2 separate regions of the Mus musculus genome follow, and region 1 is linked to region 2. Evidence: chromatin loops called from intact Hi-C (ENCODE). Cell type or tissue: left cerebral cortex. All regions are shown on one strand. Links, peaks and the distances in the headings refer to the core of each region. The heading gives the core; the rest is flanking DNA.

What was found. A loop is a pair of places that touch in the nucleus more often than their neighbours do. Peaks named below come from ENCODE experiments on the same cell type or tissue, not always from the same donor. Only the 100,000 strongest peaks of a DNase experiment are listed, where the experiment ranks them.
Region 1: a loop joins it to region 2, with 8 times the contacts of the local background. A loop is called at or near these places in 2 of 42 quality-filtered maps.

The regions. Positions count from the first base shown.
Region 1 is chr11:109,212,037-109,227,796 of GRCm38, forward strand. It overlaps Gm39440 (a long non-coding RNA gene), which reads right to left and starts at 7,494. Exons shown (of 2, transcript XR_880276.2): 1 at 6,460-7,494; 2 at 1,379-1,549. It overlaps Rgs9 (regulator of G-protein signaling 9), which reads right to left. Exons shown (of 19, transcript NM_011268.2): 18 at 15,090-15,568; 19 at 13,319-13,740. The coding sequence ends at 13,590. In left cerebral cortex, for the core only: a CTCF peak has its summit at 9,822 (motif pointing left); DNase peaks (open chromatin) are centred at 7,615 and 9,809.
Region 2 is chr11:108,441,828-108,457,587 of GRCm38, forward strand. All of the region lies in intron 4 of Cep112 (centrosomal protein 112), which reads left to right. Among named protein-coding and RNA genes, the nearest start is that of Cep112, 24 kb to the left of the region's middle. In left cerebral cortex, for the core only: a CTCF peak has its summit at 8,146 (motif pointing right); a DNase peak (open chromatin) is centred at 8,165.

The DNA.
Region 1 (15,760 bases), core at 7,139-12,138, 770 kb after region 2:
TTGGCTAGGGGTAGGATTTCATTACCCACAGCCACACCCAACCTGTACTGGGATTTCATCTGGCTTGAGCTTGTTCGAGACTTGCGAATGTTGTCCCAGTTTCTGTGAGTTCATCTGCCCTGTTACATCTGGAAAACTGTTTTCATCCACACCTCTGTCTGGCCCATACATCTCAGTTACATCTAATTCCTAACCTAACATAAATGCTACATAAGAGCGTGTCCACCGTGCTGCCCAGGGAATAATGGCAAAGAGGGAAATTCTGTGCCTGTCCAACAGGTTCGGTTGTTTTCTGAATGCTTTCCAGTTTGGGACTAGTTGGATCTACATATGCAGAATCAGCAGAGAGCGCTGACTGCCCTGGGCTGAGCATGGTTTCTGGACACTTCGGTTTTGGATCACTAATCTTATCCCATTCCTGTCCTTGCACTTGTGGGAAACAGCCCTGGAAGGTACTAAAGCTTAGCGAGGGGCTGAAGAGAGGAGGCAGGAAGTGAGAAAGCTAGCAAGGTGGGTACTGTAGACTCCTCCATGACGGGGGGGGGGGGTCACTAGAGATGAGTCTCAGAAGGGTGTTGATCCTCAAACTCAGCCCTCTGTTGAGTAGGATCTAGCCTAGGCATGAGGCCTCTAGGTCTAGACATCAAAAATACCAAATGTGCATATGTGGCCAGAGTCGGCCCTCAGGCAGAAAGACAGGGCACAGAACATCCCTGTCACACTGAAGGGGAGTGATAACCATTATCTTCTAATGACCCCAACCTGTGAGCACAGTGATGCCCTTTACATATACCAAAGGGAAGCCATTCATTGAAATGTCATGTTAGGTGTATGTCTCAGGATTTCCACTGCTATAAAAAGACGCCATGACCAAGGCAACTCTCAGAAAGAACAATATTTAATTGGGGCTGGCTTACAGTTTCAGAGGTTTAGTCCATTATCATCATGGCTGGAAAGCATGGCAGCATCCAGGCAGATGAGAGTTCTACATCTTGATCTGAAAGCAGCCAGGAAGAGACTTGACTTCTGCAGGCAGCCAGGAGGAGACTAGATTCCACATACTGGCACAGCCCAAGCAAAGGAGCCCTCAAAGCCCACCTACACAGTGACACACTTCCTCCAACAAGGCCACACCCACTAATAGAGCCACTTCCTGTGGCCAAGCATTGAAACCCATGAGCCTATGGGGGGGGCAAGCCTATTCAAACCACCACAGTGTATATAACATATATAGAATAAAACAATGTATTGAGGGTATAGTGATACTGTCCATGATGCCCAATATCTACTGATGGTATTAGAATGTGTCCCCTGCTGATGAGTGGCGCTTGTTGCAGTTGGGCCAAGGCATTTGCCTATGGAAATTGTTGACACAGCAGTGTCATCCCGTAGAATAAAAGCGCATGTTTTCCAACTGCGCGTGAATCCCTGATACTCCCAAGCAGCCCCCATACTCACCATGTTCACTCTGACTCCTCCTTTCCTCCAAGACTCGCCTACATATCCTCTCTTCTCATACCATCAGCCATCCTTTCTTCACGTCTCCCCTCTGAGGAAACAGAAGCCACCAGAAGAGAGCTCTCCCAGGATTCTGCTCCAGTATCACATGGCTCTCTGCAGAGATGCCTGTGAGCTCTGCCCCCTCCCTTCTTCCTGAAGGCAATCTCTCCGTGCTCCGACAGAAGCCCGTCCCCCTTTCTGCAGAAGGTCTCATTCCCTTTCACACAGCAAGGGTCATGGTTACCCACCCTCTTTTTTCTCCTTCTCTAGCTTCATCTCACATTCAACTATTGGATCTTTCCCACCAAATTCAAGCAAGCTACTTTTTCCCCCCCACCTTGAAACCTCTCCTGCTCCACAGCCCTGTAGGCAATGATCTCATTTTGCTTCTCAAAACTTCCTGGTAGTTTTCTTGATGGCCCATCTTCTCTTTTCCTCTCAGTCTCTTAAATCAAAAAGTCCACTGACCATTGCATGTCCCTCAGTCCACTGCAACTGCCATTAACAAGGCCACCAGTGCCCTCTACGTCAGCAAAGCCACACCTTATTTAACCTATCAAAAGCATTGGACAGACCTAAGGTCATAGCTCAGTTTATAGAATCCCTACCCAGAATGCAGAAAACCTTAGATTCAATCCTGAGCATCTGCTGTGGTGGTGACTGCCTGTAATCCCAGCACACAAGAGCCCAGAGTGTTAGTAGGTTTTTATGAAAAGTGTTACAGTTTTCCTCTTATCCTGCTAACTCCCAAATAATTAAGACTGGAGTAGTATATTTATTTATCAAGCTTTAAGGGCACAACAACCGAGAAGTATGACTCTATTTTAATCCTTTAAACTAATCTGACCTTCTCCCAGCCAAAATTCCCATGGTATTTGCATTTTATGGCTTTCTCTGCTACAGGTATTTTTCTAATTGTATCTCTTGGACTCTCTTCCCCTGGATAATTACTACATATTCTCTCTCTCTCTCTCCTCTCTCTCTCTCTCTCTCCCTCTCTCTCCCTCTCTCTCTCTCTCCCTTCCTCTCCTCTCTCTCTCTCTCTCTCTCTCTCTCTCTCTCTCTCTCTCTCTCTCTCTCTCCTGCCCCTTTCCCTGGCTGAGAGGAAGTCCAGCCCTATTCTTTCCCCTACTCAGCCATTGGCTGATCAACTAGCTTTATTGACCAATCAGAAATAACTAGGGAGCGCTGCTTACACAACATTGAGAGAGGAGATTCTTAGAATAAGGATTGCAACCAGACATGGGAGCACAGAAAGCAGCTTTTGAATGATAGAAGGATAATCTTTACACATGGGCACAACAACATTGATCAGAAGTTCAAAGTCAACGGTTACATAGTGAGTTGAAGGCCACCCTGGGACATATGAGACCCTGCCATAAAAAAATGAAAATGGGGGAGGGGCGGTTCTAGAGAGATGGCTCAACAGTTAAGAGAACTTGCTGCATTTCCAGTAGGTCTTGAGTTCAATTCCCAGCAACCACATGGTGACTCACAACCATCTGTAATGGGATCTGATGCCCTCTTCTGACGTGTCTGAAGACAGCAATGGTGTACTCACATACATAAAATAAATTTTAAAAAATAAAAACAATTTAAAAGAGCGTTGAACATAGCCATCACTTTCTTCTCTGTGAAACACTTCCTTCTTGAGCTTCCAGTGCTCTGTTCTTGTGCCTCCCCACCCCCCTATCCGTTATTGCTCCTTCTCAATTTTCTTTGCTGGTGCTCTCTGGCCTCCACAGAGTGCCTCAGGACATCCTTAAAGACTCTCTAGCCAATCCGCACTCAACTCTAGAAGACTCCCCTGAGCCCTAGACTAAGTTGTCTACTAGGTATATACTAGAGACCTACATGTCAGGAGATCAGGGAACACCTGATCTACCCTTCTCAGTAAGTGCTCTTTCTGACCCACTCCCACCAGCCACAAGGGACCGTGCCATCAAGTGTGTCTGTTTCTCTGATCCTCCCCCAAACTGTGGAGTTACTCTTCAACCTCCCCTATGCTCGCATCCCATAACTCACCAAGGGATTCCACATCAGCGCAAAGAGCTCAGCCGGTCATCTGTCTTCTACACCAGCATGAAGACTTGAGTTCAGTCCCCCATAACCTATGCGAAAACCCCAGTGTGGCAGTGCATGCTTGCAATCCCAGCACTAGAGAGACAGCCAGGAAAATTCTTGGGCACCCTAGACAGTCTAGACTACCTGGCAAACGTCAGTCCAATGAGAGACCCTCTCTTAACGAACAACGTGAGGTACAACTGAGGAATTGCAATTGAAGTTGTCCTCTGTCCTCCATATCCATGGGTACATATGGACATACACACACACACACACACACACACACACACACACACACACACCCCCTGCCCCTTCACTCACCCTCCTGTCTGTCACATCACCATCATCACCACCATCATCGTCGTCATCTCTCACTCTGGCATCTGGCAGCCTCTTGGCTTGATCCCCACTTCCACTTCACCTTCACAATCCAGTCTCAGCATGGTAGCTGGAGACAGGGCAGCAACCCTGCAGGTCAGCGAGCATGGCTTTCCCTTAAGAGTGTTCCCAATGGCTCTCCTCTCCTTGGGTCCAGAATGTCTTTTCCTTAAATGGGTCTTCTAGCAGATATCTTTCCAGGCCACTTAACCAAACTCATAATAGTTGCCCCTCCTCTCCCTTTCCCAGGTCCCTTCTGATGTTAACTTCCCTTCAAGTCGGTACTTAGTATTCTGGAATCTGAAAGCAAGCCGCCTTCTTGCCATGCTCCTCACCTGAAGGGGGAAGGATCCCTGGCAGAGTTGCCAGTTCCCCGCTTGTACCAAGGCAATGGGAGGAATCAGCAGGTTACAGGACAGCGGTGTGCCTAACCAATCGCCTTTTCTATCATCAGCCCCTTGACATCCTTTCCACTGGAGATGAGTTGTCATGCAAGGCCTGAGTGGGTGATTCTTGACTGAATCTTTGTGAGCCTCTATCCTTCACCTCTTACCTTCTCCTCCATGGCCTTCCCCACCAACTTTCCTCACGATCTGACTTCTGTGCATCACTACTCAGTTCCTCACAACCTTCCGGTGACTCTCCTCCATTCTTTCTGTCCTTCAGTGTCCCACAAGGATCTGCCAGCCTTATCTTCCATCCTGGAAGCCAGTTCAGCATCTGCTAGCTCAGGGTCACAAACTCTAATCTCCCTAACTTCCTTCTCTCTGTTTTCTTGAGCCCTTAGAAGGGCAGCACCGCTCCCTAGTGGACCAGGACTCAGTCTCGTCCCCCCAACCCCACCCCCGCCTGACTTCATTCTTTCCTGTGAGCCATGCTCACAGAGCCCACAGTACGCACCCTGTTCACCTGCATCTTCCTCTCTAGGGTTGTCTCGGCACCTGGTCCCTTCCATCTTTGGTTCTATGGCGGTTTTGAGCTAACTGTCTCTTTGCTTCTCAGTCCCTCCCTCAATCTGCTCTTGCTTCATTCTTCCAAAGTACAGCTCCAACCAGCCATTGTGTGGCTCAAAGCCCTCTGTGGCTCCTCGTGACCTGTCCAGTCCAGTCCAAATGGTTCTGAATAAGCAGAGGGCCTCCCTCTCTTCTCAATGTAATTGATATGTCAACCCAACTTTGCCTGTAAAGACTCCAGCCTCACCAGGGTGTTGTTCCCCACTCTGAGTTGCTATATTTCCCAGCAAATGATCCTACTCTGTATTGTATCATTCTAGGATACACTTTAGTTCTCCAGGCTATGGAAAAGTCCTTGAGGGTTAGGGTCAGAATCATGAGAGCCAGTTTGCACCCCCCCCCCCCACTACTGATCACACAGTGTGTCCTTAACTAATGAGTATGGGATGGATGAATAAATCAGTGTGTTTGTCTGTCTGTCTCTCTGTGCTTCTCTGTATGTGTCTGTGTATGTCTGTACATGTGCATGTGTCAGTGTCTGTGTCTGTATATATGCATGTCAGTGTGTCTTTTCAGCATGTCTTTGTGTGTATGCATGTGTGTTGGTGTGTGCATGTGTGTATGTGTCTTTGTGTATGTGTATCAGTGTGTGTGTGTGTGTGTGTGTTTCTGTATCTGTCTGTCTGTCTTCTGTGTTTGTGTCTGTCTGTGTGCATGTCTCTGTGTGTGCATGTGTGTGTCTATATGTGTGTGTCTATGTGTGTGTCTGTATGTATACGTGCATGTATGTCAGTGTGTGTATGCCTATGTACCTGTGTGTGACTTCTGTACTCATGTGTGCACTTGTTCATTCATGTAGAGACCAGAGGCTGACACTGGTGTCTCTGCCTCCCCAGAGTCTGCATTACGGATGCTACCACATCCAGCTTTTTACCTTGGTGCTAGGACTCTAAACTTTATAACCGAGCCATCTCTCCACCAGGGTTGGATGATTAGTGACGCTGAGACTTGCTGAGCTAACCCACAGGTATTTATAAACCTCTCTCTTCTTCAGCTCTGCTCCTCACAACCCACACAGACTCCTCATCTGAGCTTGCCTCTCGTCAGTCTGTATGTGCACATCCCCTCATTACAGAGCTGTCTGACCCTTCTTCCTTCAACCCTGATCGCTTGCCCTCAAGGGTTTCGAGCTGACTCCTTCAGATTAGAACCTCAGAGCGGAGGCTACTTCTGAGCGGCTCCTCTGTCCTCCGCTCTCTGTTTCTGGGATGATCCTCGGGCCCTGGAGCAAAGGCAAAGCTTGGTCCCAAGGCAGTGTCCCCTTAGAACCAGCCAAAGAGCAAAAGAAACCCTGCCTTTCCTGAGATCAAAGCCTTGTAAGGCAGGATCACCAAGGCCTAATGCCACGCTGCTATGGCAACGTGAATTTTAAGCAGTCACCAACAGAACAGTCTCTTCAATCTCAGCAGCCCTAGAGCCAGCCTCTCCAGGTGAGACTCCCCACAACAAGGGACAGGGTGGGCCCCAGGCATCTGAAGCATTTTCTGAGGGTAGGCCAGCTCACCTTGTGGCTGACATCTGAGGCCTGACTGGAGAGGGGAGGGGCATCTCATTTATGTCTCCAGAGAGGCACCATTACTAGGGAAGATACAGAGAGGCACCAGCAGCCTCAGAGGCAGAACCCGAATAAAGAGACTGATGGAGATGCCCCCTCCCTCTCCTCAAACACAGATTCCTCTGCGTCCGTGGGGTCTTTATAGTCTCCAACCTCAAAGACGCAACACTCTGGGAGACAGACAACAGACCACGTAACGGATGTCATAATGAAGGTTCTCTGACTGTGTTGGGACCGGAGATGACAACAGCAAACCCACAGCCAGAGCCCCCATTGAAGCTGGGTCACCTCTGTGGGCAGAGATGCTCTTGTGGGTTCAGTGTAAAATGTCCCCCATAGACTCATATGTTTAACATGTGGTCCCGGGCTGGCCGCAAGGAGTAAGAAGGTTTTATAAGCGCAAGGAGGTGGAGCCTTGCTGGAGGAAGTACGTCACTAGGCGTGGGCTCTGAGATTTTTTTATAGCCCGGCCCCAGCCAGTTCTTGCTCACTTCCTGATCTCTCTTTTTAATTTCTGTCCTGGGAAGACACAGAAGCAAGAACAGAGATGTTTGTTGCCTGCCACATTGTTAGTTTTCACAAAAACTTGGTAACAACTCAGCCTTTGCCTTTGGAAGGATGATGTCAATGCCACGTGAATACGGCATTCATTTCCTGGAACCACCCTAATGAAGCACCCCGAAAGAGGTGGTGTTAAACAACAGGAAGTTACTGTGGAAGACGAGAGAAATCAAAGTGTCTGTTGTCCCACAGCCTCCTAGCCACCGTGTGTCTGACTTCTTCCCTCCAGATAAAGTTCCAGGCTGTACTCTGATGGCCCATCCTAATCTAGTTTGGCTCATGGCTCAGTACAGTCACTCACGTTAGGAAGTTTTATTCTGAAAATTAGTGTCTCGTTGTATAGCTGTGGCTGGCTTGGAACTTGCTGCATAGCCCAGGCTGGCCCCAAATTCGTGGTAACTCTTCTGTCTCAGTTTCCCACGTGCTAGGACCACAGCCATGAATCACAGTTGGAGGTAAGATTGCACAGTATTGGTGGGAAGCCACTGGGATTTCTCACGTCTTGTTCCCTGAGACAATTAGACAAGGATCTACAGAGAGTGGTAAAACCCAGTGCAGTTTAGTATGACGAGGGGGTGCTTCTGAGGAAAGGGAGCAGATGAGAGCCGAAAGAGAACATTGGAAACTCAGCAACACTCCCACCTCTCTGACTGGGACCTTTATGCAGCATTTGTATAGTGTTCCAGCTTCTTTTGCTCATGCGTGGGGAAGGGTTTCCAATTTCGCTTCTTTTATGTATGTATTTTGTCTTCTTTCTTCCCTGCTTTTCTGCCAGACCACCATGCCTTGCTTAAGGAATTTTTTAAAAGATTTATTTTTATTTTTATTTTTTCTTTCTCTCTCCCGCCCCACCCCTGTGTGTGTGTGTGTGTGTGTGTGTGTGTGTGTGTGTGTGTATTTTCTATATGTGTGCAGGTATCCTCAGTCGCCAAAAGAGGGTGCTGGATCCCCTAGAGCTGGGGTTTCAGGCAGTTGTGACATTGGAGAATTTCTATTACCGATGGGTGGTGAGGTCACATCTGCAGCATAAGGGCAGTGATGCTATTGTCCCACACTAGAGCGAGGAATAAGTGCATGCTCATGGGAATTCATGAGGGGCTCTTTCAATGAATCTGCAATCTGTGAGTGGCCAACTTCCTAACTCCCGGAGACCAAGTCCTGCTGAACAAGACTGCATGATAACTACCTACACATAGAGTTGAGGGGATAGAAGTCAGTAGATGACTGCTGACAACCTTTCTTTCCTATGCATTCTATGCAGACAATAACTGTCATTTGCCTGGGACTGGGCCACACAAGCACAGGGTCACATCAGCTGAATCCCAGGGCACCTCAGCTCCCTCAGCTCCCTCAGCTCCTTCAGCTCCTTCAGCTCCCTCAGCTCCCTCAGCTCCCTCAGCTCCCTCAGCTCCCTCAGCTCCCTCAGCTCCCTCAGCTCCCTCAGCCACCTCAGCTCCCTCAGCCACCTCAGCTCCCTCAGCCACCTCAGCTCCCTCAGCTCCCTCAGCCACCTCAGCTCCCTCAGCCACCTCAGCTCCCTCAGCTCCCTCAGCTCCCTCAGCTCCCTCAGCTCCCTCAGCTCCCTCAGCTCCCTCAGCCACCTCAGCTCCCTCAGCCACCTCAGCTCCCTCAGCTCCCTCAGCTCCCTCAGCTCCCTCAGCTCCCTCAGCTCCCTCAGCTCCCTCAGCTCCCTCAGCTCCCTCAGCTCCCTCAGCCACCTCAGCTCCCTCAGCTCCCTCAGCCACCTCAGCTCCCTCAGCCACCTCAGCTCCCTCAGCTCCCTCAGCTCCCTCAGCTCCCTCAGCTCCCTCAGCTCCCTCAGCTCCCTCAGCTCCCTCAGCTCCCTCAGCTCCCTCAGCTCCCTCAGCTCCCTCAGCCACCTCAGCTCCCTCAGCCACCTCAGCTCCCTCAGCTCCCTCAGCTCCCTCAGCATCTCAGCTCCCTCAGCTCCCTCAGCTCCCTCAGCTCCCTCAGCTCCCTCAGCACCTCAGCTACATCAGCACCCTCAGCTACCTCAGCTCCCTCAGTTCCCTCAGCTACCTCAGCTACCTCAGCCACCTCAGCCACCTCAGCTACCTCAGCTACCGTGTCATCAGTGAGTTTCTCAGACTCTCTGGCTCATGCTCACCAAAGGCATCTAGGCCCCAGCTTTACCACCAAGGAACTATTATCTTCTGGGGTTCTCTGGTCTCTTCTTTTTTCACTGGGCTCTGCACAGTCCCTGCTGAGGCCAGTACCGGCCAGGCTCACAGAAACACACTCCCACACATGGGAGTCACTGATATTCCATCCAGGCAGATAGATGCAATATGTACATGTGGCCAGAGCGCCTGTGTACATAAACTTCCCCTATGCAGGGGCTTGGCAGGGACTCTGAATTCTCCTCCCCAAGAACAGAATAGATTAGTGCCCCCACCCTGCTCTCTTACTTATACAGGGAGTCCCTCCCAACAGCTGAGAGGCTGAAAAGCAACTCTTGTTGCCCTGTGCTGGCCTGGGTGACCTGGCTCTCCCAATTCCCCAGCTTCTTTTCTCAACAGAAGAGCTCATGAAGCCCTCAGGCTGGAAAGTCAACCATGAATGAGAACTCTGTTGGTCTTCAGTACAGGGTTTTCCTGCTGGATACAAAGAAACACTACCCAACTCTCCAAGGCTGGGACGCTACTGGGCAAGGGTGGAAGAAGTTTCCTTTCTCCTGGAGATGTCCCAGCCTCTAAGAGTTAGGGGATCTGTGAGCCTGAGACTCCCTCTTCTGGTGGAACTGTGAGGACAGACACCACTGTGGCAGGCTGGGCCTCTGAGTCAGACGTATTTAAGGATCCCCATTCCCCTCACCCTCCTCAGATGATCCATCCAGGACCTAGAGACCCCAAAACATGGCCACCACAGACTCCTTATAGTCCCCTTATTTCTAACAAATAAGCACACTGTCCACACAGCTCAAGGAATTTAGAGGTCTCTATGGGCCGCCCAAAGGTCCCATACCCAGAGGGCAAAGGGGCAATCGCTTTAGGGGTCCCTGGAGAAACTTGCCGTGTTTGTAATTGTCACGAGCAGGAAAACAAGCATCTCTCTAGACTCTGGCAAGTGGGATTAGTTGCTGAGATCAAACTCTTCCCCTAATTGTGCTGTGACCTGAAAAGCAAGAACACACCAGAGGTACCAGCCACGTGTCCCCTAATGGGCAGGCCGAGCCAAGATGGAGGTCTAGAAGTCTCTCGCAAACTCATCCTCTCTACCCTCTCCTAAGTTTACCGAAGGGACCATTTATATGCTCCCAGGCAGTTCCAGACACAACATAGCTCAGAGATGAGCAAAGTGGAATAATTTCCCCAGCTGGAAAAAAGTCAGACCCTGCGTTCCATCAGGGATCCAGTTCCCCAGCCGACTCCAGAGCAAGGAGAGCAGCCCCACTCCTGGGATGAGACTCGGAACCTCTCTCGGGGTGTGTTGAGATTTTATGCAGCCCAAGCTAGTGAAAAGCCATTTGTGCTGGTTAGTGTTTTGTCAACGTGACACACACTGAGTATCTTCTCTCCTTTGACCCTACTTGTCCTGGACCCTCCTGTCTTTGGACAGCGAGCTACATGTCTGAGATGGAAACTCTTCAGACATGAACCGCTTCCTACCTTCTGAGGTCTGTTTATTACTGAACTTTATACTAGACTTTACCAGTACAAACGGTGGACTCCAGAGCCTTCTGTGGTTAGTCCTGGGGGTCCAGAATGGCTTCATTCTCTTCAGGATTGTGAAGGCTTAGAAGTATTGTCCTGTAAGGACAGATATCCACATCTAGACTTGCGAGTCCCCTTGTTTCCAGACACACTGGTTAGACTATGGGTAGACTATGGGCCTGGATTGGCCTCACCTACAATCACATTTTAAGATGCTTCTGCAAACCCATGCATGAAATAAACCCGCTCCACCTCCTTCACTCCACGATTTTAATGACAGAAGGCAAGGAGTGACTGTCTTGTGGGTCTGGTGGTAGAGATTTGGTAGAATCTAAAGTCAGCAATGCCCCTAAAGAGATGGAGCATTAATGGTTATCCTGTCATACTTGACAGGCCCAGGTTTTGCTCGCACACCTGACCAATATTCATTTTTAGAATATTTTTCTGTTGTGCAGAAAGATTATTGAGCAGCCCCACTCTTTATGTCTCACATATGATAAGCTCTCAAAGACTGAAAGCCAGTTTGGGGCTCTTATCTGCTAATTGAATTCAGGTGCACTTGAAAGTTAAAAGGAAACAACGTAATGAGTGGCTTAATAAACCTCAGGAAAAGTTCTTCTCCTTTAAGGACTTCCCATGTGAGGTCAAGAACTGTTTTATTCTGCATTTAGTTCTGAGTCTCTGTCCACCACAATGTGGTCAGATCCCACCACAATCCCTGGAGGACCCAGTGAGGCAATGCTTCAGGGCTGCCAGAAACCAAAGTCAAGCCCAAACTCCCAAGTTGTTGTTTGTTTGTTTTTCTTCTTTTGCTGGTGAAAAAAAATGTAATTTAAAAAAAGGAGACTTATTCAATATGGTCATATTGGGAAGAGGAACAAAGAGATTGTGCTATGGTGTCCCCTCCTCACCATCCAGTAAGAACCAAGATTTCTCAGTAGTGCTGCCTCTCACATTTTGGACAGATAGTCTTTAGTTAGGAGTTTGGAGCATTGTGGGATATCAAACAGCATCCTTGGCCTTTACTTACTGGCTTCTGGTAGCAAGGCTCACTTCCCGCCCCAATCTTGACTTTCAAAATTGTTTCTAGGCACCACCCAACATACAGGGGGAGACAAAATTGACCTGGTTGAGAACCGTTAGATGAATCCATGGAGCATCTTACTGTCATCTCCTCAGACCTGGCACAGTGCCAGGCACCCAGTAGGGACTCAGCAAATATCTGCTGGATGAGTACCTATGGGGAAGGCGAGCAGAGCATACTAGGTCCACACCTCCAGCCTGGTGCAGTAGATGAGGAACATAAGTGTTTCCCACCCCTGCTGCAAGGAACCGATGACTGAAGATGGCTGCTGCAGCACAGGTCCCTCCAACAACCCTGAACGTCCCAGCCAGTGACTGTGCACAGCTGAAGACAGATGTAGGACCTCTCTCAGGCCCCGCATGAGTTCTTGAACAAAGATTTTGATTTGAGGATGCCCTACTGGTGGCCTGTCCAAGACACTCTTGAACTTGACCCTTCCCTGTATCAGACCACCAGCCCTTCTCTTCTCAACCAGGCCCTGCTCTGGGATGGTTAACCCACACTGTCTATTAGATGGAGAGCATTCTGCTGCATCTGTCCATTTCCCAAGGAAGTGCAGCTGAACAAGGAAGACCCATCCTGAATATGGGTCTTCATATAAACAGTGCCACCACTGTTGGGGTCCTGGACTAAATAGAAAGAGAGGGTGCACTAAGTGCTACCATCCAGCTCTCTCTGCAGATACGATACTACCAGCTGCCTCCAACTCTGGCCACTGTAATGTCTCCAGCACAAGCATCTACAAACCGTGAGGCAAAATAAACCCTTCTTAAGTTGCTTTTGGCTGGTGTTTTGACAAGGCAATGGGAGTGGTGAAGGCCTGGGGAGATGGTTCAGCAGTAAAGAGGGCTTGGTGCTCTTCCAGAGAACCCAAGTTCAGTTCTAAGTACCTATGTGAAGCAGCTCACCAATGCCTATAACTCCAGATCCAGGAGAGCTAACGCCCTCTTCTGGACTCTACAGGCACCTGCACTCAAGTGTGCACGCACCAACATAGAGTTCCATCATGTGCACATAAATTTAAGAAAGGAAAGGTAGAAGGAAGGAAAGAAGGAAAGAAGGAAGGAAGGAAGGCAGGCAGGCAGGAAGGAAGGAAGGAAGGAAGGCAGGCAGGCAGGCAGGCAGGCAGGAAGGAAGGAAGGAAGGAAGGAAGGAAGGAAGAAAGAAAGAAAGGAAGGAAGGCAGGCAGGCCACATGCTTTACCTTCCCCCAAACAAACCCTGTCTTTTGAACTTCTTAGAGAATACAGTGTTCCAAGTGACCCTTGGCCTAGCTACTACCCTTTCTGGGCAATGCCACCCTGAGGGACTGCCACCGTGGAACTCAATTAATGAAATCATCCTGCCCAAATCAATTCATACAGGGAGGGAACTCTTTGAAGTGACTCAGTGCCCCTCGCCCACAAAACTGAAGACATGAGTTTAACTCACAAGTCATAGGTTATGAACATTAACAAACCCAGGAATATGCCAGTGCCCCCAGTCCAAGAAATTTCTCCAGGTGACCCTTTTATTGTTTTTAAGGCAGCAAGGGATATCTTCTGGCCCACATGCCTGTCTGGCCAAGCAAGGGAAAGGCAGGGAAAGGGGAAAGGTGGCCGTTGGGAGTCAGCCAGAGCACACATCCCTGCCCAACACCCCATTCGCTTTTTCCAGTCTTCCAATATTATCCTAATGCACTTGGGCACTTGGGCTTGAGAGCAAGTGTGCCCCACGTCTGATGGCGTCTGCCAGGACCATCTTCCCGGCCCAAGGCCCTGCTCAGCCCGCCTTCCCTTCCGCCAGGCTCTCCCAGGGGCAGATGACTTCTTTTTCTGTGGTCTGGTCACCAGACTCTCCTGCTCTGGGGTCATCCGAGTCCATCAGGCAGGTCCCACTGTCTGTAGGCATTTCCATTTTGATCTGGAAAAAGCTTCAGACACACAAAAAAAGGAAACAGTAAAGAAGCAGAAGGGTCGGTAATCCCCCACGTGATCGCGGGATGGCAGGTAATCCCCTCACGTGATCGCAGTTAACCACCACCCCCCCCACGTGATCGCGGGATGGCAGGTAATCACGCCCACATGATCCCGACAGTCCCAAGGACCAGCATGCCACAGACATTGACCCAGAGTGTCGTGTGCAGCCACTGGCTCTGGGGACTCCTTTGACTGTGATTTATATTTTTCTGTTGAATCAAAGGCAATCCCAAATACGCCTTATTTTGCTTTTTCAGTCTTTATGGTTTTGATTACTTCAGCCTGCCCCTGTAGTGTTGGCATGCCAGCACGTAATCCTCAACCCCTTTAAACTGTCCCTTGGGGACAGTGAAAAGGAAGCCCTTTCAAGACCCCGTACCCTCATATGAAGTGGGACAGTAGCCGCAGAGCTAGAACATTCTCCCAGCAGGGCCGGCTGAGGAGACTCAACCATCTCATCCTGATCATTTCTTGAAGCAACAGAGCCTAACTCCCTTCCTCCTCCTCCTCCTCCTCCTCCTCCTCCTCCTCCTCCTCTTCCTCCTTCAAGACACAGGCAAGAAGGGGACAGTAGCCAATGTTTGCTGCTGTCCCCATACTCACTGCACTGAAGAGATCGCCCTCTCTGAGTCTCCATAGCAACCTAAGGCTCCTGCATACCATTTCTTTCTCTGGACCCAGGTAGGGCCAAATGTAGGATTGTGTCGACTGTCTCGCCTCTCAGCTGAGGCTCCTGGCATTCCCAAACACTCCTCTAGGCCTCTAGTGCACACAGTGGCTGCCTCTGGGCACTCGGGGTTCTTGGATTTCAGACTTGGAAGCTGACACCGGTGATCTTAAGCCACCACAAGGACAAGTATCTTTCTGAGGACTTTCAGGAGAGCAGGCAGGTGTCAGTGAGGAGCAAGGAGGCTATGACACCTATGGTATGAGAAAGGGCTGGAGTCCCTGGGGAATCATGACCTGGGGACGTGATGGCCTGTGGTTAGTGCTGGGGCCCTTTGCAAATGCAGTGGATTTACCTGACTAGCAGTCTTGGGGTGAGGCAGGTATGTGAAGGAGAATGGTCAGATAAAGAAATAAGATTCCTGCCTCTTTCCTATCGACGGAAGAGGGAGAGGTGATGGGACTGGGTTTGAGGGTGGCATTCATTCACTTAGGGTTATGGTTAGGCTACGTGTGACTGGTCCCCACAATCCTCACTTCATCCCCATGTCTCTGTCATCACCACAAAGCCACAGTCCCCACCCACACCCATACCCTCTGTCCACATGCACACAGCACCAGGCCCTCAGCTTCTTACTTGGCTACTTTCTTGGGTTTCAGCCTGGGCAGCTGTTGGCCCATGTCCCCCAGAGGCTGCACCTTCCCGTGTGACACAGAGGGGCACTTGGGTGAGAGCCTGGCAAAAACTGGTGATGCCAAACAGCCCCGTCTCAGGAACCTGCCAAGGGACAGAGCTGCACGGGCCTTGGGAGGGGCCCTGGGCTGGGGTCTTGAGTGGTCTGCAGAGGGCTCTCTGTTCTCAGTGACTGAGGGCCCAGAGTTGGCGCCAGACCAGCTGGCTTCCCCCTTGGGCTCCAGTCCCGAAGAACCCTCCAAAGCCACTCGGCTGGGCGAGGGGCAGATGGCAATGCTGGGCCGCCGGATGAAGCGACTCGGGGAAGCAAAGGGCTTCCTGGGGGAGCGGCAGGATGGTGAGAAGGGACTGGAGGGAGAGGGAGGCACGCAGGTCCCTGTATACACGGCCAGGTGAGGACTGGGAGCCAAGTGCTGACCTGGCTGTGGGAAAGGAAAAAAGGAAGTTCAGTTAGGAGTCTTATTTCCAGCCACCAGGGCAGACAGGCTAACCTCAACTAACTCGAGCTCCTTCCAGCCACCAGGGTTGTTGGGCTATCCTCATCTAATTCAAGATGGGCTATCCTCATCTAACTCAAGCTCCTTACAAGCTACATCTCATCTAATCTGATCTCC
Region 2 (15,760 bases), core at 6,039-11,038:
CAGTTGACACGTACCCCACTTTATATTTCACTTCTGGCCATTCTCTTGGTAATTTTAATTTTATAAATTCGTTTCTATTAACAAAGCAGACTTTCTTGTCTACTATAATTTCTTTCATCTATTTCTTATTAAATGTGGAAATGTTATTTGTAATTGGAAGTGCATCCACTGTAGATGTTGTCTGGTTGTGTGTCTGGTTGTGTGTCCTTTAGACTTAAGGTATCATGAAGGGGAAGAACAGTTGAACACAATTAAAGAGTCCATGAAATAATTTTATTAGAAAAAGGAAGCAAACGAGAGTAGAGAAGCAATGAAGGAAGAGTAGTGTCTTCAAGATTTTTTTTTGATCTGTCAATATTAGCAATCAGTTTTTTTGGTCTTCCTAAAAGTGTAAAAACCTGGTAATCTTTCTGTAAGCTAGCCATGGGGTCATTCCTTATAGATGAGTAGTTATAATTGGGTGCTCTGTTACTGTAGTGTGCTGTTACTGAGTTTTACATTTTGTATGTGTTAGTGAGCATGAACCTTTTTCTTTAAATATACTTTAAAATAAAGTATTTTTCTGTTTTCAGAAAGTTCAGAGAAATGTCTGTCTGTCTGTCTGTCTGTCTATCTGTTTATCTATCTCAAACAATTCTAGAAGGGAAGGGCCATTATGTATTTGCAGAAGTGCTGGGTTTGGCAGCACAGTCACTTACCTGTGGCCCGCTGACGTCCTATGGCTGTGACCCATGACTTGTTTCAGATGTACGGGAGAAGCGCATGTGTGTGCTGGTGTCCGAGCCATGTACCTCAGATGTACGGGAGAAGCGCATGTGTGTGCTGTTGGCCGAGCCATGTACCATTTTGCAGATGCTTGTGAAGATTGATATGTGGCAAAGAAGGACTCAGGTCAGGCTAGGCTTGACAGGAGCCTAGGTGAATGGACGTCTTCTTCTTTGGACCACAGGATAAATTTTAAGAAAAATACAGTGAAAATATTATTTTTTAAAAAAGATTTATTTTTATTTATGTGTGTGTGTCTTTGTTGAATGTATGGCATCTGTGGGGTGCCCATGGAGGTGGTCAGAAGAGGGAGATGGATTTCCTGGGCTGTAGTAACTGTCAGTTGTCAGCTACCCAATTTAGGTTCTGGGATCCAAAGTAGGGTCCTCTGGGAGAGCAGCAAGAACTCTAAACTGCTGAACTCTCTCTAGCCCCAGTGCAAATCTATGTACCACCCAGTCACTTGTCTTCAAAATGAAAACATAACAAAATCTACACATTAAGAAGTAATCTGTTTTTTGGCCCACTGTATTAGCTACCTTTTTTCACTGCTGGGACAAAATATTTGAGAAAAGCTACTTAAGGAGGGAGGGGCTTGTTTTAGTTCAGTGTGAGGGGTTAGAGTTTGTCATTTCAGGGCAGGCATGTTAGCATGAACCTGAGGTGTCGCTCACACTGCGGATGTGGACAAGTTTCTACCTTTCTCCCTGTTACTCAGCTCAACAGCCTGGCCCATGGGATGCACTGCCCATATTCTGGTAGAGCCTCCCTCTGTTAAGCCTCTTTGGAAATCATTTTACAGATATGCTTAGAAGAACATCTCCTGTGTCATTCCAAATCCCATCCATGTAACATGAATTAACCATCACCACTATCTATAACTTAAATAATTTTAATGAAAAATAGTTACTTGATTACAGGCATGTTATTGATTAAACGTTAAGCAAATAAAAAGCTGACTGTCTGATTCTCATCAATCCCGTCCATCCTCCATCCTCACAGCCTCACAGGCTCACAAAAGTCTGGCATCCAAGCCATTTCTGGTGACACTGTTACTTCTTCCTGTAAGGCCGCGCCCCACATGTCTCTGTGGTGCACTCCCCCCCTTTGCAAATACTTAATGTCTATCTTTTGTGGTAGAGTCCAGTTTCTTAAGGTAGGAGTTGTGTTTCTCATATTTGTGATTTATTTTCAATTTCTCATAGCAAATGGAAGCATGTTAGAAGTTTCCCAAGTCATTGTATTCGGTTGGGTTACATGTGTGCTTGGATGAAGGTTATTAGTCACTGCTACGTATTTAATTCACTGTGCAGAAAGACCTTCTAAGGTAGGCGTATTGTAGCGGATGTCATTGTTCAAAAGAATTTTAAAATTGAACTTTTAGAAAGTGTAGAGGGGAGGATAGACTTTAGAAAATGGTGGGGGACACACAGCCATGCACTGTAAAGCTGCCTGTACACACTGTGAAACACAGCACTGAAGGAGCCGGAGAGCACGTGCCAAAGGCAGTGTCGTGAGGCTGATGGCCACTTAGGGTCATAAGGCACGCCTCAGTATGCTGCACTCCTTTAATAACCATGGCCTGATTTATTTTAGCATTTAAATGTTATTTACGCTTTAATCCACACAAATATTACCTAACAGATATTTATCATTTTACATACTGGAGACATTTAAAAACTAAAACTAATATTTATTTTGGCTAAAGTTACAAAGATTGGTTTGAAGGCTGACTCTGCTGTGCCTGAGCTCAGAAGGGACTGAGGAGCCCACCAGGCCGCTTTCACTGGGCTCCTCTGGCTCGGCCTGCTCCTTTCCTCCGAGTGGTCACACTGTGCTCACGAAGAAGTTGGTGTCTGTTAATGTTGACCTACTACATCTAATAACTTCTGTAAGAAATTGTTTTAAAAAGTTTAAGAGGCTTATAATATTTGACACATGTATGTTTTTATAGTGAATAATTTATTGTTACTTAGAACTGAAGTTTAATGCTGCCTCATAAATTTTACAGCCACTTCAACTTGTCCTTTGAAAAACCTCTTTAATCTTAAAAGATTTTTCCCCCTTAGTGTTTCTTTTTTGATCACTTTATAAAACCCTGCTTTACTTAGACCTTTTTGTATGTGAAGCATTTCTAATGGCATTTTAGATTATGCTGTTTGTGCCCTAGCCTTTTTATATTATTAAAGATGCAGAGTCCTTTTGAAGCCTTTTTGTTAGGGTCCCTATTCAGAGGGACGACACCTTCCTTTACCTTTATTCTTTTGTAGGCTTGTAGCAGCCGCGCTTCGCACTCCCTAGAAGGATTACGAGGCCACATTCTAGCTCTTATTATCATGCTTCCTTTTTGTCTCCCCAAATGCAGCATGCATTAGTATATTTAGTATTTTACACTCAAAGCTCCAGTAATAGTCACTCTTCAGGCTCTTCCTTATTGCTTTTTTCATATTTTTTGGGGGGTAACATTCACATTATTACCCGTGTTTTCTTTTAAGACCCACTGAACTAAATGGGTATTATTATTAAAATTCTGCTATTACATTTTTGTATTTAGTATCTGGCTTTTTCTTGCCAAAGAAATACTGTAGTTAGTTGTATTTGACTTTAGCTGGTTATGACTATAAGATATTTCTGAGGAGCTCATAGACATCAAGGTCTGATAATCGCCTTGTTTTTATGATGGGTTGTCTCTAAGGTAGCCCTCAGAACTTGATTCCTGATATTCTTTGTATAATTTCCTCCTCATGGACATGGGCAGGGCCTGTGACTTGTTTCTAACCAATAGAATGTGGCAATGGTGATGTCATTCCTGTGATTTTTCTTATGTGTCAGTATGGCCTTACTGCCATAGCCTTTGTTGACTTTGAAGAAGTAGCCTTCATGATTCATGTAGCCACAGGGAACTGAATGCTGAGAATCATGGGAACAGGGAAGTGGGTCTTTCTATAGTTGAGTCTCCAAATGAAAACATAGCTCTCAGCAAATTACGGTTGAGGGCTTATGAGGTCATAAACAGAGGGCCTACCCTGCTGTTCCTAGACTTCCACAGAAGTATGAGAAAATATGTGTATAGTGTTTAAAATTCCTCGGTTATTGATAGTCTTGTGTAGCCATACATGATGGATGCAGACTTAATCTTAGTGTAAAAAGCTGTGAATACTTGTGGAAGCCTTAGCATAGCGTATGTAAAAGGAAAAGCCAAGGGTTTTTATGTTCTTCCTTTCCCACTTTCCTCAGGAGAAGTAATCCAGAGACAGTTTGGCACATACTATTCTCAAATGGATACCTCACATTTGTGCCCATGGGAGTAAGAAGTTACAAAGTGTTAGGGCTGCTCTGTAACTTTCTCTCTTTTTTTTTACTTAGGTCTCAAAACCACTGACACATAGTTTTAAAAACTATACAGAATTGTATTCTTTATTATTATAAAGAAAGCTTTGATTCACACCTTAATACCTACCTAGCTCATTGTGTATCTTGAGTTGAAATATACCTGGGATTTGTTTTAATCAAGTCTAATAAGGTGATGTGGAGACAGCTACCTTTTAAGAAGAGCTTGTCACTCAGATTCTAAGAGGAAGTACTACTATGTCCTGCAGGCTGTGTGGAGAGACCCAGGTTTTGCTCAGGAGGCAGAAGAAGCAAAGGTAGCAAACACATGGGTATGAATTAAAACACAGACAGGATAGTGGTTGGGATTTTAAAATATGATTTCCATGAGATAATATGGAGGTAAACAACTTTGGCTGTTAGTTTGGCCCAGCTTTTAAAGATACTAATTCATCAGTTATAGTATCAAGAATAGATGTACACACTTCATGTGTTTTAGACTATAATGGATTCCTAGAAGATGACTCTATTGTGGGATTATTTGTTGATTTAATATGTTGTATGATGATTTAAAATGGTGTATATGGGCTATCTTGGGAAGATATTTAAGATATATAAAGTTCTAAAAAGTGCGTAGGGGTATAAAACACTTGTGTGTAGAAGTGTTTTAAAGACATTGTGTGTGTGTGTCTGTCTATGTGTGTCTATGTCTGTGTGTGTGTATGTGTGTGTGTGTGTCTGTGTGTAAGTGTGTGTCTGTGTATGTGTCTGTGTGTATGTATACAAACCACCTTTTGTATACATGTTGCATACATACATACATACATACATACATATATACATACATGCATACATACATACAGTCAAATTGTCTTCTACAATACTAAACTTTTTAAGAGCTTTGGGCATACAAATTTCTAATATTTGTGCTGAAATTAACACATTTAACCATATAACAAACATGTCTGTAGATGTAACAAACCCGTGTGGAGACTTAAACATAAGAATGAACATTTCCTGATGAGCAAGCATTCCATATATTGTGAATCCCACTTGTTTTCTAGTTTGTTAAAGCAGGGAAGCCAGGAGAGCCATTTGTGCCGATTTATCTATTTTAGGTACTGTTCTGGATGTGTTTTTAATTATTTGGTTTGTTCCTCTATATAAACCTGGGAGATTACAGCATCACTTCTTTGTATCTGTGGAGGTAGAAGCAGCCTCAGGAGCCCACAGGGCTTCCTCAGCAGTGACTGGTATTGGAATGGGTTGTGTTTCTAGGATACCCTTATCTACAAATAGCTTAGGTAGAAATCATAGAAAATTTGTTTTTTTAAAAAAATTAGTGTTCAGGTAATATGTGAATGGGTGTTTTGCTTGTATGCATATCTTATGTGCAGTGTGCATGCAGTACCTGTAGAGGCCAGAAGAGGTCCCCAGTCAGATTCCCAGGGATTATAGTTATATGTGGTTAAGAGCTGCTATGTAGGTTCTGGGAATTGAACTTGTGTCCTTTGGAAGAGCCTGTGCTCTTAACTACTGAGCCACCTCTTCAGCCCTTTGTCTGTGATTTACTGGTGCCACCCCAGAAATCTGGACAAATTCCTTTGTCCTTAGTTGTTTTCTGGTTTGCCTTGGTTCAAATCCTACTTCTGATAACTTGGCAGCCAACTGTCCTCAGGTGAATTACTTAATTTCTCTAAACTCGAGTGCCATCATGTTGTAAGATGAGGTTGTATGGAACTCAGTGTCAGGATAAAGTGAAACAACATAGGAATTACTGAGTATCAGCTGTGGCTACTCCCGTTGGTGGCATGGTGGCCATTGTCCCAGTTCATTCAAGGACTCACTTGTCATAGTTTGACTGTCCTTCCTAAGGAGTCTCAAATCTACTAGTCATCAACTGTTTTCAGCTTCTAGAAGCCTGCTTGTATTCTCCACTAAAGTAAATTGACACTGGTGGGGGGGGGGTTCTGTTTGTAACTGCACACTATCAAAAGAGGTTGCTGTGGTTCTTATTTTGTTTGTTTTTGAAACAGGAGCTCATGTGTCAAGGATTGGCCTTGATCTTGCTAAGTAGCTGAGAATGAATTTGAGCTTCTGATCTTCTTGCTCCCACCTCCTGGGGATCAAACCCAAGGCCTCCTGCATGCTAGGCCAGCACTCCATCAACTGTTCTGCATCCCCGGCCTCCAAACTGGGGAAAGGTTTTAAGAGGTGATTTGTAGGCATGTTTATGCAAGGGAATTCGTTAGTCCCACTTTCTAGGATACAAGGAACACAGTGTGGTGCGCTGTGCTGTACCTGCATGTGCAGCTGTGGAGGAATGTGTAGACACCACTTCATGTCATTTCTGTGTTTTTTCATGTTCTTTCTCAAAGAGAAGATAAAGCTAACAGGTTGCATTCTTACAATTCTATGAAAGAGATTTTGAAGCTTTATAAAAAAAGAGTATTATTCAGTGAAATATGATGTTATCTGATAGTTTGTCTCCAAGGTACACTTGGAATCGGAGATAGAACAAGATGGAAAGAATACCTATTTAATACCATTTATTTTTTTATTGGAGAGTTTAATTAAACATTGGTCATTACTTTTGCTGGCTTTGTATGTGTGTGTGGATGTATGCACATGTTTATGTGCATGTGTGGGTTTGTGCATGTGGAGGCCAGAGGTGGATGCTGTCTTTCTCAGTCCCTTTCTACTTTATGTTTTGAGACAGGGTTTCTCACTAAAGTAGGGTCTCTTGCTGAGCCTGGAGCTCACTGCTTGGCTAGGCTGGCTGGCGAGTAAGATGCTGAGATCTGTCTGCTTCTGCTTCCAAAACCTTGGGATTTCAGTGTTGTTTCTCCAGGTTTTTAGTGTGGTGGTTGGGATGCACCATCAAACTATTGTATTTGTACAGTGTGAAATTTACCAACTAAACTATCCCCTCAGCCTTACTACTTCGCTTTTTAGAATAAAATACTTTATACCTGTGTGAAGGTAATTCACTTGATAAAAATATTATTACATTATTTAAAGTTTTCAATTAAAAGCTGTACAAGAAGAGTTAGAGGGTGCGCTGGATATATAGTTTTATATCAACTTGACACAAGCTAAAGTCTTCTGAAAGGAGAACATCTCAATTGAGAAAATGCTGCTATATTAGGACGTTTTCTTAATTAGTGATTGATGGGAGATGGCCCGGCCTATTGTGGGTGATGCCATTCCTGGCCTTGTGGTCCTGGATTCTATAAGGAAGCAGGCTTCGAAAGCCAGGGGAAGTAAGCCAGTGAGCAGCATCCATCCATAGCTTCTACATCAGCTCCTGCCTCCAGGTCCCTGACCTGTTTGAGTTTCTGTTATGACTGCCTTTGATGATGAACAGTGATTTGAAAGTGTGAGCTGAATAGAATAAACCCTTTGCTGAGCACATTTCTTTGGTTATGGTGTTTTGTTTCATCACAGTTGTAACCCTAAGGCAGAGACTGAAGGGGATTCAAGTTTATTAAAATCTGGCCTCTGAATGGATGGTCAATGGAGGAAGAACATCACTTCTGCCTATTGTAGATGACTTCAGTTTATTGGGGAAAATGTATTTCTTTAGATATCTTTATGTATCATTTTATAAGGAGTCTAGATTATTTAAAACTTGTAGCTTTGTTGAAACATGATATGCATACATTTCAACGTATCAAATTTAGGCTAATTTTATATCAATTGGAACTTATCTTTTAACTTTTATTGGGTCAGCTAAATTATATATGTATTCATGCTTATAAGAAAGGACTCGGAGAATAATTACCCTGCTTTAAAAGATTACAAGGGACTATAGTTTTTGTGTGTTTGCTTTCATGAGGGTTTTCCATAGCCTATTTGATGGTAGCTTTTAGTTTGGAATGAGGAATATAGTCATAGTTTGTCTTTATGGAAAATGTGCTTTGCTTTACAATGATCCTCTTCATATGTGGTTTTCAGGAATGTATTGTGGTAGAAAGCTGATATTCTCTGTGCCCTTTAAAAAGGTCTCCCAGTGTAGCTAGAATTTCCTTTGCACATGCAGGTTACCAGCACATCCAGCAGAGGGCGCTCGAGTACAATGAAAACATGCTTTGTTGCCTAATCTATTTGAACATTTTTGTTTTGTTTTGTTTATTTGAAGATTATTAATTTGGTTTTTTAGTCTTTGTTACCCCAAAATAGCAGTGGAATATTTTTCTTTGTCAAACTCCATTCTATGTGAGATGACATACTATAAATACTCTGTCGCCTGATTTGGGAGTAGGGACTTGGCAGGAAGCTAGTAAGTACCCTTTTTCTTAGAGAATCTATGACTGTTGGCATGAGTGTGACTAGGATTCACATAGTGGAGGCTCTTATGTATTATTGATAAAGGAATAGTCATCTAAGAGTGCCACCAGTGTTTGGGCAATGATACATTTGATTGTAGCTGTGGCCAATAGACGTTTTGTTTTGGTAAGAGTGGTAACGTTCTGTAGCTGTGTTTCCAATGCAGTGTGTGTTTCTCACCATGGCTGTTACTCACTTGAAATGAGGTTGAGGAGCTTGACTTTGCATTCTGTGCTTAATTTTGTCCAAAAGGCTGAGAACTATAAAATTTTGCATTCTGGTAGCTATAAATGGCTGTATGAGACCAGTGATCACTATGACGGACACTGCAGTTGTAGACCTGGGTCTTCTGCTGAGCCATCACAGAGCTTGAGCTGTGTGGAGAACTGCTGCCATCTTTTCTGTCCAGGTAGAGTGTGGGGGCATGAGTTCTAGGACTGGGTTCTGTGATAAGAGCTGGCTAGGTGAGGGGAGACCTTTTGTCTGCTTCTGTGCTGTTCTTGGATGTCCCCTATGTTGATGATCACCCAAGAGCAGTGCCGTGTTGCTCTTCACTGGTCATTCTCTGCCTTCTGAGAACCTGTCCCTAACAAAAAGACAGCCTTTCGTTAATTTATTTGAGAAAAAAACAACTGGTATTGAATAAATATGAATACTTTGATATTTGACTACACCTTTGATGGTATCTTGTTTAGCTCTTGCTATAAGCGTGCTATGATAACAAGTAGTGAAAACTGTCCCGTAATCATCAAATCACTTCTCATTAGTTCTCACTATGAATAAGCTAAATGTCATGCTGAGGATTTACCAGTGCAGGCAAGTGGCAGTAACTAGTCCCTGAGACAGAACAGCTGTGAAATGTGCTCATGCATTAGGTTCCCCAACTAAGTCAGATTTTGTCATATTTTTCTTTTGCTTCTTTTTTAATGAAAAAAGCTTTATAACATTGTTTTTTCTTATAAACAAGCTTCTTCCATTAAGATATTGTTTTTTAAAAATTTTTTCTATAACAATTGAAAAAGCAGCTATACTTACACATGTATTACAAGCTTTAATTTTAAGGCAACTGGGAATTGTAAGCCAGAGCAAAAATGAAACATGCTAATTTAAAGGTGTGTCAAAGGTACTTTGTATTTTAAGCTGTTTTAACATAGGGAACAAGAAATATATTTATGGAACCAGGTTATATTCTGACTTTGCTAAGCATCTTTTGACAGTTTTATATTTGTAAATACTGAGATTTTAGTTATCTTTAGCCTTCATTTCTTTCCTTCATTTCCTCCCCCTTTTGCTGAAATGTATTTTAACAACAGGCTCCTCCTATCTTGATGATTTTTCTCTTTGCTACTGTCATGGTTTGTATATGCTTGACCCAGGGAGTGGCATATTAGGAAGTGTGGTCCCGTTGGAGTAGGTATGTCACTGTGGGTATGGGCTATAAGACCCTCATCCTAGCTGCTTGGAAGCTAGTATTCTGGTAGCAGCCTCCAGATGAAGATGTAGAACTCTCAGCCTCTCAGCTCTGTCTGTACCATGCCTGCCTGGATGCTGCCATGCTCCTGCCTAGTGGACTGAACCTCTGGAGCTGTAAGCCAGCCCCAATTAAATATCCTTGTAAGAGTTGCCTTGGTTATGGTGTCTGTTCACAGCAGTAAAATTTTAAGACCAAAATTAGTACCAGGAGTGGGGTATTGCTATGATAGGCCTGATCATGCTTTTGCTTGGAAGAATGGGGATTCTGGGACTTTAGCTTTAGAAAACAGTGGAATCCTTTAAGTAGGGCTTAATGGTCTATCCTAAAAAGAATATGGGAGACTGTGTGATGAGAGTGATTCAAACTCTGCAGACCCGGCCTATGAGATTTCAGTGCAGAAGAATTTCAGTATGTGGCATAGAGACTGTTTTTGTTGTATTTTGGTGAAGAATGTATCTGATTTTTGCCCTTGTCTGCCTGAGTGTAAGTTTAAGAGATTTAGATTAATTTCTTTGAAAAAGAAAGTCTCAAGACAGCCTAGTACAAATTCTGTTGTGTGGTTCACTCTTACAAAGAGTGTTTTAATGCAAAGGAGCAAGCTGAGGAAGGAAAAATACAAAATATATGGTGCAAGTATTGAAGGGGCACCAGGAAGTAAAATGGAGCTGAATCCTGTGTTCTAGAAGATAACAGATTAAGGGGGTGGGCCTTTGGAGTAGGATCCCACAAAACTAAGATTAGATCTAGGTGTGGTGGTATACACCTTTGATCCCAGGAGACAAAGCCAACTAGATATCTGATTTTTAAGGACAGCCTGGGACAGAGCAAGTTCTAGTGAAGAAAAGCTTAAGTCCAGGCATGGTGGCACACACTTTTAATCTCAGAGCCATGCAGATCTCTGAGTTCAAGGTCAATCTACAGAGCAAGTTCCAGGGCAGCCAAGCTTAGGCAGTAAGGAAGTTGGAAAACAAAGCTGGTAATAGGATAAGGGGGAACATGTTCCAGCCCCAGCATGCAGCACAACTCAGCAGTTTTGGCCACATGTCTCTGGCTTTAGAGTCCATAACAGAAGGGACTACTGGGACAATTGATGCTGATTAGCTGGAGCTAAGAAATTAGTGGTGATTAAAAAGAGATCAGAATCACTGAGGTGAACTCTGGGAAGTGTTTTCTGAGAGGACAAAGAAGCTGTATTCTAGAGATAGCTAAGGTTAAACCTCATGTTGCAGCAGTACTTGGTGATGAGTAAGAGTCACCCACATGGAAAGGGTTTTGAAGGCATGAAGGGGTCATGGTGAGCAGCTGAGACTTTGCACTGTAAAAGGCCAGGGGGAGGCCATTGGTGAAAGTGCAACCTCAGTTGTAGTTGATGTCCCAGTACTGAAGTGGTCATGCAAAGGAGTTGAGGCTTGGTGCCATGAAGAGAGCCTATGAGAGGCTACTGGTGAAGCCTAGTTGCAGTGGAAGACACCAAAGTTTTAGAGATGCCAGTACCGTGGAATGACCACCAAGAACAGCAGCAGCAATGGAGTGGATCAACCTGAGCTTAGAGTGCTACAGAGGGCAGAGCTGAAGAAATGACATCAGACCTTTAGAGGAGCACAAGAGATCATATGTGGATCCCAGACATTGGAACAAGAAACTGTGAAGCAGAGGTTGACTTGGAGACTCAAAGATGTCAAAGATGCCAGAGCTGTGGGATACCAGCAGAGGAAAGCTGCTAACAGGGAGTGGAACCAGCCCAGGAAAAAGAAATTTGTTGCAGTCAACAAAGATGAAAATTGAGTGGAGATCTGAAGATCACTTTGACATCATACATGGAAATACAGAGTTTGGAGTTTGCGCGGCTGGTTCCCTGTATTGCTTTGGGGATAACAGTTAAGTGATTGGATGAATCTTAGAAGGGACTTTGAATTTTGAACTTTTAACACTGTTAAGGCTGCTGTAGAATTTGGGGACTTTGGAAGCTGGATTCAATGCACTTCTTTATTATGCAATGGCTAGATATAGCAATCTCATGGGGGCCAGGGAGAGGAATGTGATGATTTCTATATGTTTGGTTCGGGGAGTGGCACTATTAGGAGGTGTGGCCTTGTTAGAGTAGGTGTGTCACTGTGGGCATGGGCTTTAAGACCCTCATCCTAGCTGTTTGAAAGCAAGTCTTCCACTAGCAGTCTTAAGATGTAGTTGTAGATCTCTCAGCTCCTACTGCACCATTCCTGCCAGTATAGACAATGCCATGTTCCCACTTTGATGATAAAGGACTGAATGAACCTCTAAACCTGTACGCCAGCCCCAATTAAATGTCCTTAGAAGAGTTGCCTTGGTCACAGTGTCTGTTTACTTTTTACTGTTCACCGCAGTCTAACCCTGAGGCAGCCATTAAGTTTATTCCTGGTTGCTGGCAGGCTGTGAGTGGGCTATCACTCATTCTAACACTCGTAGCTTTTTCTTATTACTATAAGAACAGTGACACTTCTCTCCCAGAATCTGTCACAGGTCATAGTCTTCAGTGAGGGGTGAAGCATCTTACTTTTTAACTTTAGCTTTTCCTTTTTATTTCTAATAACTTTTTCTTGGAAACTTTTAAAATACACATGTTATTGGTGGCTACTTTTTATAAAAATGTTATTTGATGCTTCCAGATTCATTCAGATGTATTAAATACTGTATTAAAAATTGTTGCTGTTTATTTTGTAGTAAATTTTTATTTTGCAGTATATTCAAGAAGCAGATGGTGTATGATAATATTAGACAGCTACTCAGATGAATGAAATGACATGCATCTAAAGTTAGGACTCATTATAGCTGTTGATCACTTGTAATTCAGGTAATTCTGTGGCTTACAGCTGTGCCACGTATATAAGCCCCAGTTTGTACCATCCACATGCCTTGGAAGTTTCCAGAGGAATGGAAGAGCTAACACTGCTCTGCTCTAAGCCCAGTGACAGCATGTTCTGACTCTTTAGCCCTGAGAGGAAGGAAAACACTGGCCTGTGTTCATGCTAATCCTGTCCTTGCTTCTTTTAAACTCCCTCTTCCCTTTCCTCCAATCTCCTCCTCGTCAGTTCTTCTCATACACTATATATTGAGATTTGTTTCTTACTGTTTTCAGATTAGTCACCTTAAGAGTTTATCTATAGTTACTTCTTTATCTCAGTAAACTTTTAAGACCAAAGTGTACATATACAACAGGGCACACAGAATATAATGCACATGCAGAGTGACACATCACATTATAAAGCCTGATGAAGTTTCACAAAATGAGAACTTCTATACAATTACATCCCAGACCAAGACACAGATCACAGACAGCTGTCCTGACCAACCCCTCTACTGCATGAAGTCATATATCACTGGTTCTCCAAAGGTGGGCACTACTGGCATTATTTCACCAGAGATTAGTCTGAATTTTTTTTGTTGTTTTCTTATTTCTTTGTTTTGTTTTGTTTTTTGAGACATGGTTTCTCTGTGTAGCTTTAGCTGTCCTAGAACTCTCTCTGTAGACCAGGCTGGCCTTGAGCTTACAGAGATCTGCCTGCTTCTGCCTCCAGAGTGCTGGAATTAAAGGTGTGCGGCATCACAGCCCAGCATCTGAACTTTAAAGAACAAACAAACAAGCAAGCAAACAAACAAACAAAAACCCTCATATAATATGTTCATTTTAGTTTCTAGCTCCCTTTGCTCTGAGTTGTTATACTTGGCAATGGATCTTTTCTTACTTTGTGAATATATCACTGTTTCTCTATATTTGCTCTTCATTGTTAAACATTTGGATTATTCCTAGTTTTTATTTACTACAGACAGTACTGTTGTGAACACTCCTTTCCAGTCTTTCCAGTTCCTGTCTGCCTGTATGCTTTGGGTCGTATTTTGACTTCGATAGTGCCAAAGGGTTTTCTAAGGTGTCATAATGATTTATAGTTCCACTAGCAGGATTTGAAACATTGTGATGTTTTCATCCTTGCTCATACTTTGTTAGTTTTTATTTTAACTTTAGTAGTTTTGGAGTTGTGGACATGTAGTTTCAGTTATCATTGTCCTTTCTCCCTAAAGACATCGAACAGTTTATTCATGTTTATCATTTGAAGTTCCTCTTTTTGTGAAATTCTTGCTCCAGGCTTTACTTTTATTCTATACATAAAAATTGTCTTTTCCTACTGTTTATTTGTCTTTATTAATTCAGATTATGAAGGTTTTGTTGGATATGATAATTGGACCTATCAGGGCCTAGGAGATGGCTTCATGGTAAAGCACTTGCTGCATCATCATGAAGAGCTGAGTTGATCCCTAGCACCTGTCCAGAGAAAGTCAGGTTTTTGTAGAGAGTGTTGTAATGTACACACCATGGGGTGCTGTGGTGGGGAGACAGATGGCGGTGGACACAGATGGACCCCTGGGGGGTTGCTGGCCAGTCAGTGTAGTCAATGGTAAGATCAAGGTCACTGAGAGACATTTCCTCAGAAAATAAGGTGGTGTGCACCAGAGGAAGGCACCTGATGCCAGTTCTGCATTGGCACGTGTGTGTACTGCAGATGTGCACACCCACACCACCGCACCACACCACACCAAACACAAATTCCTTTAAATCTTGACAGCTGCATTTTCATCTTCATGGGGGGAGCTTCTTACTACATTTGATGTTGCCTTGACCAACCGTGTTTGCTTAGATAGTGTAAGGAACAGAACTTATTGGCTTACAATTCTGGAAGGCTGACATATGTCATGTCAAGATGCTGGCACCCTGAAAGAGCTGCTTTGCTATGTCATCCGTGATAGAATGTAAGAAGGGGAAGGAGAGAGGGAGGGGGGAGAGAGAGAGAGAAGGAGGGGATCTAAACTTGCTGTTTTATAGCAAATCTATTCCTACTATAAGGACAAACCAACTCATGGCATAGAGTCCCCATAGCCTAATTATTCAACTACATTAAGGGAGAGTATTAAACTATCCATTGAACAATCATCGTGGGATGTAGTTTTGTTAGTGGTGTCTGTTTTTGTGTTGTATTTGAGATTTTCCCTGAGATCATGGGAATGGTTATCTGTGATATTTTCTAGAAACTATCTTGGTTTTTCTTTTTTTATTTAGATATGTGATAAGTTTAGACTTGATATATGTATGGGGTAGGGATCATAGCTAATCTCCTGAGTTGTCACAGAGATTTTCATTTGATCTGGAATTGTTTTTTTAAAAGCTATTCTTTCCTCATTGCTGTGCTTAATGCTGTTTTTTTGGAATCAAGGAATTTTACTTGTGTGGGTTGTTTCTCACCTGTAGATTTTTCTGTTTGTCTTTATGTTAATGCTATAGTGCTTGGAATTGAACCCAGGTCCTACTACCTGCTGGAAATGTGCTCCACTATTGATTGAGCTATAGCTCTACCTGCTGCTATGGACAAGATTTGTGTCTTTTGTGTGTTTGTGTGTGTGGGCAGATGTATATCCATACATGTATGTATGTTTGCATGCATGAGGAGGTCACAGGTCAATGTTGGTTTTCTTCCTCAATTTTATAGGATCTAGAATCACCTTGGAGACAAAGTAAAATTGCTGTAGTGCTTTAAGTAGTGTGGCTTTAAAACAATTCCAGAGATTTTGTTACCATTTGTAGCCTTGTCTTTTTCTTCAAGATTACCTGCGTTTTTAGTCACTGTTCTTTTGCTGTGAAAAGACATTTTGACCAAGGCAGCTCTTATAAAAGAAAGCAACTAACTGGACATTTAGTCCATGATTATCATGGTTGACAGCATGGCACACATAGTGCTAGAGCAGTAGCTAGAGCTACATCCTCTCTACAGGAAAAGAGAGAGGGAGAAAGAGAGGGAGAGAGAGGTGGATGTTGAGGCAGAGGCAGAGGCAGAG